2 separate regions of the Homo sapiens genome follow, and region 1 is linked to region 2. A link is a contact called in ENCODE Hi-C data. All regions are on one chromosome and are shown on one strand. The core of a region is the stretch at or near the end of the contact, and the rest is flanking DNA. Distances in the headings are between cores, read along the strand shown.

Region 1 (2,500 bases), core at 1-2,500, 2.2 Mb before region 2:
CACAGGGTCATGGGGGCTGCAAGAGCCAAGATGAACTCCTGCAGGAAGGAAAGGGGCCTTGGGCTCAGCACCGGGAGTCTCAGCCCTGGCTGCTCCTTAGAATCTACTGCAGAGCTTTCAACACAGGCACCCCTCAAATACACCCACCCACCAGGTCACTGCTGACCCCCCTCTACTCGGACCACATCTCTCTGGGGCCGGAGCCGGCCCTGGGGTGTTTTAAGGTCACCTGGGTCTCCATGAGCTCCGTCGCTGTCCCCGTGTGCTCACCAGCTGTGCTTACCTCTCCACGCACTTAGGGGTGTGCTCTGCTCTCGAAAGTCCCCACAGCAGCCGCAAAGGAGGGGCCTGGTTGGGCCAATGTCAGCAGGGCCTCCTTAGCTCACCCTGACAATGGTACCCCCATTTCTCTGGCAGCAAACAAGGGGGAACTGACCCAGTTCAGTCTCCTGGGGTGCAACGCCTAAGCCACTCTCCCCTCAGCACCCGCAGGGGGCCTCTGAAGAAGAGAGGGCTGCAGGACACGTCTGCCTCTCCCCTCCGCAAACCAGGCTCTGCGGCCCCATCTCATCTGCTTCCAGGCTCCCTGGCCAGCTTGGGAACAGCCCCATTCATTCGGGGTACCCCTGGAACCTTGCCCCAGCTCCCACCACAAGTTGGGACAGGAAGCCCAAAGTGACTCCTACAGGGGAGGCCTGGCGGCACTGCACCCCAATTCAGCTTCTTGGGGTCCTAGCCCCCACCCTCCCATTGGGTTTCTGGAGTGGCTGGGGTGCCCTGCACACAACCTGCTCTTGTTTCTCTTTAGTCCCCGCAATGCCCGCTGCCCAGGGCTGCCTCCCGACCTGTAGGAGAAGGTCTCCAGGCCCTAGGCCAGCAGATGTACTCCTGTTGTGTCAGGACCCCAGCCTCCCCCGACTGCCCACACCCGCTGGCCTGACAAAGAGGAATGGGGAGCCCGGACAACTTGTGAATGAAAAAGCTTCTCACCTACTTGCCAGGGGCCTACCCCCTTCCCAGGCTGGTGGGGAGGTGAGGCCCATCCCCCTCATCCCTGGCTTCTCCTCGGCCACAGCTGTCCATGGGGTACTCCCGGCTGTGGGTGGTGCAGGGGTTGGGAGCTGGGAGGCCGAGGCCTGTGCTTCCCTCGGGCCTGTGCACCCGGCCGCACCATCCGTAACGCGGGCTTATGAGCGTGCCTGGCTGCTGGGTGGCCTGACGGGTGGACACCGAATGGGCCACTCTCTTCTCTGCTGGTAGAGGATGGAGGCCCAAGGTGGAGGTGCTGTCGGCACAGCTGGGGCAGACCAGGGGAGACCCCCTATCCAGGGATCCCCTCCTCCCCTCCCAGGCCGCCCCTCCGCAAAATGCTGAGGACTGGCCCCCGGGCCTGGGCTACATGGGCCATTACTTCTGGCCTGGGGCCCACAGGCAGAGATGCCAATGGAGGCACACAGGCAGTCGCACCCGCACCCGATCAGCACCAGGCCTGAGGCCTTCGGGCCTCCCTATGCCCCACCCCACCCCCACCCACCAGGAGCAGAGGACGTCGTGGTGGGCAGAGTCCTCAGCCTGGGAGCTGCACAGCCCCGCGCTTCCTTCTATGGAAAATCTGCTCCTCCAGGCTGCCTGGCTGCTGTTACATAAACATCTCTGCTGCCTCCAGGCGCCTCCTCTCCTGGGGCGCTGACCCCAAGATGTTACCCCAGGCCTGCAGAAGTGAGGCCAGATTCTGGGAGGACGCAGGCGAGGGAGGCTCCCAGCAGCAGCTACAGGGGCGGGACAGGCCGCCTGCACTGGCTGTTTCCAGAGTGCTCAGCATTTGGCAAGAGGTGTGCCAGGAAAGGCTTGCTGGGGTCAGGTGTGAGATTTGTCCTGCTTTCTGTGCCTGCCTCTGCCACCATGCTCTGGGGTTTCTGCAGCCCTCCCCCCAGGCCCCCACAGTCCTAGGTCCCTCCCAGCCTTTCGGTCTCCCCGCAGGGCAGGCTTAGCCCTCCTACTCCAGGAGGGGCGCCGGGACACGCGCCTTCTGCCATCGCACTCACCACCCTGTGTTGGGGTGGGGAGGGGGCGCTGTCTGTCCCTGGCACGAGGCCGTGAACTTTGCGCAGGGACTATGGCAGGCATTTTGGACTCCTGGCGCTTAACCAGGCTTGGCACAGGGTGCCCGTGCCTGGCATCGTGGTGGAGAAATAAATCAGCCGGAAGGAGCACGTGGGAAGGGCTGCGCCGGCGCCAGCGGCAGATCCGCCCGACCCGTTTGTGCTTTCTGGGGCCACCTTAGGCAGGCGGCGCCCGGGCAGGAGGAGGACGGTGACCGAGGAGCGTGTCGACGCGGGTCCCCCTTGGGGGAGCGGGGCACAATCCGTCCGCGAGGCACTGGTCCCGGCTGCTCCCTCGGGGCGCCCGGAGTCCCCTGCCCAGAGGCCGCGGCGCCCCCATCCCTCGCGGTCAAGTGCTCGGGCAATCACGGCCAGGGATGTCTGGCGGCGATCGATCC
Region 2 (3,407 bases), core at 366-2,865:
CAGACCACCCATCTGCTGCCTGGGGCAGAGGCTAGGAGGGTGGGAGGGCGGGAGTCAAGCCCCAGTCCTGGCAGAGTCCCCGTGGAAAGAAGCGGAGTCACGGAAAGGGCGTGACCAAAGGCGTGGGGCCACCAGGAAGCTGGGAGCCCCAATCGCCTGCATGTGACGTCCTTCCCACCCTCCCCCTCTGCAAAATGGAGGCTCTGACACCGGGGCTTGCCCTGCACACTGCACCAAGCCAGGTGACTGTCACGGCCCCCTGCAAACACACAGACTCCATCATGTGGTAGAAGAGCTGCCGTAGGCCGCAGCTACCACAGCTCAAACACCTAACTGCAGGTGCACGCCAGGCCAACATTTCATTACATGAGCTCACAGAAGTGTGGTGACAAGGGGGAGCCGCTCCTCCTGCCCCCGTCCTGCAGGGGAGGAACCAGGGCTCAAGGAGGCGAGATGTTTCCAAGCCCGGAACAAGAGCTGCCGGGTCAACGCCTGGAGGCCTGGCTTTCTGAAGCCTCGGTCCACCCCTTGGCCACCCCTCGACCACCAGGGTGGCCAGACACAGCAGACACCCATGAGCCCTGAGAGTTCCAGCAATGACGCCCACCTTGGAGGACGGGTACCAGCTCGGGGACTTGGCAGAATGCTCACCTCTCCAGGGCCAGGCAGGGGCTCCTGGGCAGCGCAGCCTCCCTTCCAGGCCGTACCCCTGAACTGTGTCTAGCACCACCACAGGGCCAGACCTTCGAGGAGGGTGAGTGGGAAGCAGGGGAATTCCTGGAGAAACCCCGCCTGCCCCACAGCCCGCCTGTGTGGCGAGGGGGCCCCCAGCCTGTGGGCTCCTGGGGGTAGTTTCCCTTCAACAGGAAAAGAAATGATTCTTGTTTCATTTTGAGCCATGTTGCTCTCGGTGGCTCAGAGGCCCTGCCACCGCTGCCAGCAGCTCTGTCGTGGAACGGCCAGGCTTTCCACCCTCAGGGCGGCTCTCGTCTCCACCTTCATGTGCACGGCCACCTGGCTCAGGAACACCCCTGCAGTTCCTCAGGTCCCACCTGTGGTGGAGCGTGGCCAGCTCCATGCCAGAGGCCAACACGATGGTTCAGTCGGGGACTCTGAAATGATCAGGGCAGAGGATGCTCCCCCAGGCATGTCCTGGGGCCTGGCATGGGGCCGGCCTCTCTGGGGGACATCCCCAGTCTTCCCACGGCCCGCTGAGCAGCACCATTTGCAGATGGGGGCACCGGTGCTTAGAATAGGCAGGGCATGGCCACCGGGGCCACGCGGTGGACAGAGTCCAGGCAGGGAACCCCTGAAGGACAGAGCACCTGCTCAGCACCCAAGGCTGGCAGTGGGGACCCTCTCCAGCTGGTGCCGGCTTTCCAAGAATCCCCTCCACACCCGTGCCATAAGCCCAGGCCCACCCTAGCACGCAGCATCCTTCCCACAGAAGAGGCTTACCACCCACGCACCTGAGCCGGATGCCTGTCATGTGCAGGGGCCTGACTGGCGGGGCATCTGCAGACGGGGGACAGGGCCTCACCCATGAGACAGACCAAGAACGGGACGTCAGCCCGCTGAGCAGGACTTCCCCCATCACAACCCCAACATGGGCGCCCTCCCTGCCTCTGCCACTCCCAGGGCTGCGGCGGAGCTCAACGACACCAGCCCAGAGGCTCAACTGCACCCAGAGTTGCCTCTTCCGAGCTCAGCCTCAGCACGTCCCTCCTGCCCCGCAGAAACTTGCTGAGGGCCCGGGTCAGGCTCATCACCACTCTGAGCGAGACAAACCACCCCGTGGCCACAGGCGCCACAGGCCCCACAGGCTGAGCCTCAGAAACCTCCCTCCTGGCTGCCGTGCCTGCTGTGTAGGGCCTGGCCCCCCACCCACTGTCCCAGACTGGGGGCTTTGGACTTTGGGAGTGTAATGGGGAGCCCTGGGAACTTCTGGCAGCGACAGAGTGGACCTCCCGCCAAGTGACCCGTGGAAGGGACGGCAATGGAGAGGAGGGTGTGCTGAGCTGGCTTTAGCCTGGCCTGGGCTAGGTCTGAACTTGGCCACTTCTAGGGGCACCCGGGCCCCTACCCACTGTGTGTCAGACTCCCCCTCCCCTTCCCTTAAGCCCAGGGATTGGGGAGCGGACTCCACCCTGCACCAAGGAGATGCCGACCCAGGAGGCCGAGAGAAAAATCCTGCCGGGGAATGCAGGCAAGCGCAGGCTCCGGCCTGCTGCCCCCAGGACGGCCACCCCCATCCTCATCAAGGCTCTGACCCAAGGCCTCGCTGTGTCCCCTCCCAATCCCACCAATCGGCACATATCAGGGTACTGTGGCAGCAGGAGGGGACGAGCCGCTGGCCTGCAGATGCGAGGGTGAACAGGTGGCAGGCAGCTTCTCTGCTCCTCGGTGCCCAGCCCCAAGAACCTGAGACGGGGCTGCAGCTAGCACGCACGGTAACTCCCAGCCTAGCCGGCAGCCCCCAGGGGCCTCGGAAGGAAGGGGAGGGATGGAGAGGCCAGCTGCAGCTATGGAGTCTCTGTCCAGACTCTGGGTGACCCCATCCACAGAGTGCCTCCCGCAGGAACGTCTGCCAGCCCCCTCTGTACAGGCAGAGCCAGACATGGCCAAGTCCAGACCTTGCCCAGGCCAGGCTAAGGCCAGCTCAGCACACCCTCTCCACCACTGTCCCCTCCACTGGTCACTTGGCAGAATGTCCACTCTGTCACCATCAGAACTTCCCAGGGCTCCCTATTACACCCCCAAAATCCAAAGCCCCAGGCCTAGGATAGAGATGCCCAAGCCCTGGCCCCGCTAGCCCTCTGGGGCTAGCCCTCTGCTGTCCCAGGGCTCCCCATTATACCCCCAAAGTCCAAAGCCCCCAGCCCGGGACAGAGGCGCCCAAGCCCTGGCCCCCTAACCCCCTGGGGCCAGGCCTCTGCTGTCCCTGTCCAGCACCCTTCCCAGCCTGCTTGGCCTCACCAACGTCCACTTCTCTGGATCCCACGAGCAACCCCCCGGGGGTGACCAAAGCCAGCGCCCACGTGTGCAGGGAACCCAGCAAAACTGCATTTCCACCATTCTCTCCCCTCCTGACAAATCCGGGAAAACGGGTTCCGTGAAATGGCAACAACGTGCAGTCTGTGCCATCCAGAGGGGCAGGGGACGGGAGCGAGCTGAGGGCGTCCACGACAGGACCGGCCAGGTGGCGGATGTGACTCTCCGAGGAGGACCCAGGAGACCAAACCCCTCCTTGGAGGACCAGAGCTTGGCAGGGAGGTGAGTGGACACAGGCCTGAGGCCACCCTGGAGGAGGCAGGTCACCGGGTCTCAGCCCTCTGGGGCATCCAGCACGAAGGAGAGGAGCCAGAAATGTGTCTTCCAGGGCTTCTGACCCACACCCAGTCCGTCAA

The links. A loop is a pair of places that touch in the nucleus more often than their neighbours do. Pooled maps may share reads with other maps.
Region 1: a map with no recorded cell type shows a loop between it and region 2 (6-fold over the local background). The contact joins the promoter of NALT1 here to the enhancer-like site in region 2. A Hi-C loop is called at or near these places in 1 of 37 single-sample maps with no recorded cell type and 11 of 50 pooled maps.

What each region holds. Positions count from the first base shown.
Region 1 is chr9:136,546,592-136,549,091 of GRCh38, reverse strand. NALT1 (NOTCH1 associated lncRNA in T cell acute lymphoblastic leukemia 1) reads right to left here and starts at 1,250. Exons shown (of 3, transcript NR_121577.1): 1 at 991-1,250. RefSeq lists an enhancer at 1,276-2,187 and a silencer at 2,380-2,479.
Region 2 is chr9:134,388,904-134,392,310 of GRCh38, reverse strand. The region is part of intron 1 of RXRA (retinoid X receptor alpha); the gene reads right to left. Among named protein-coding and RNA genes, the nearest start is that of MIR4669, 11 kb to the right of the region's middle. RefSeq lists enhancers at 279-488, 529-1,018, 1,069-1,168, 1,549-1,638, 1,999-2,048. Within about 2 kb of position 1,615, at least 7 of the 41 ENCODE cell types and tissues checked have a DNase peak (open chromatin) inside an H3K27ac peak, as active enhancers do.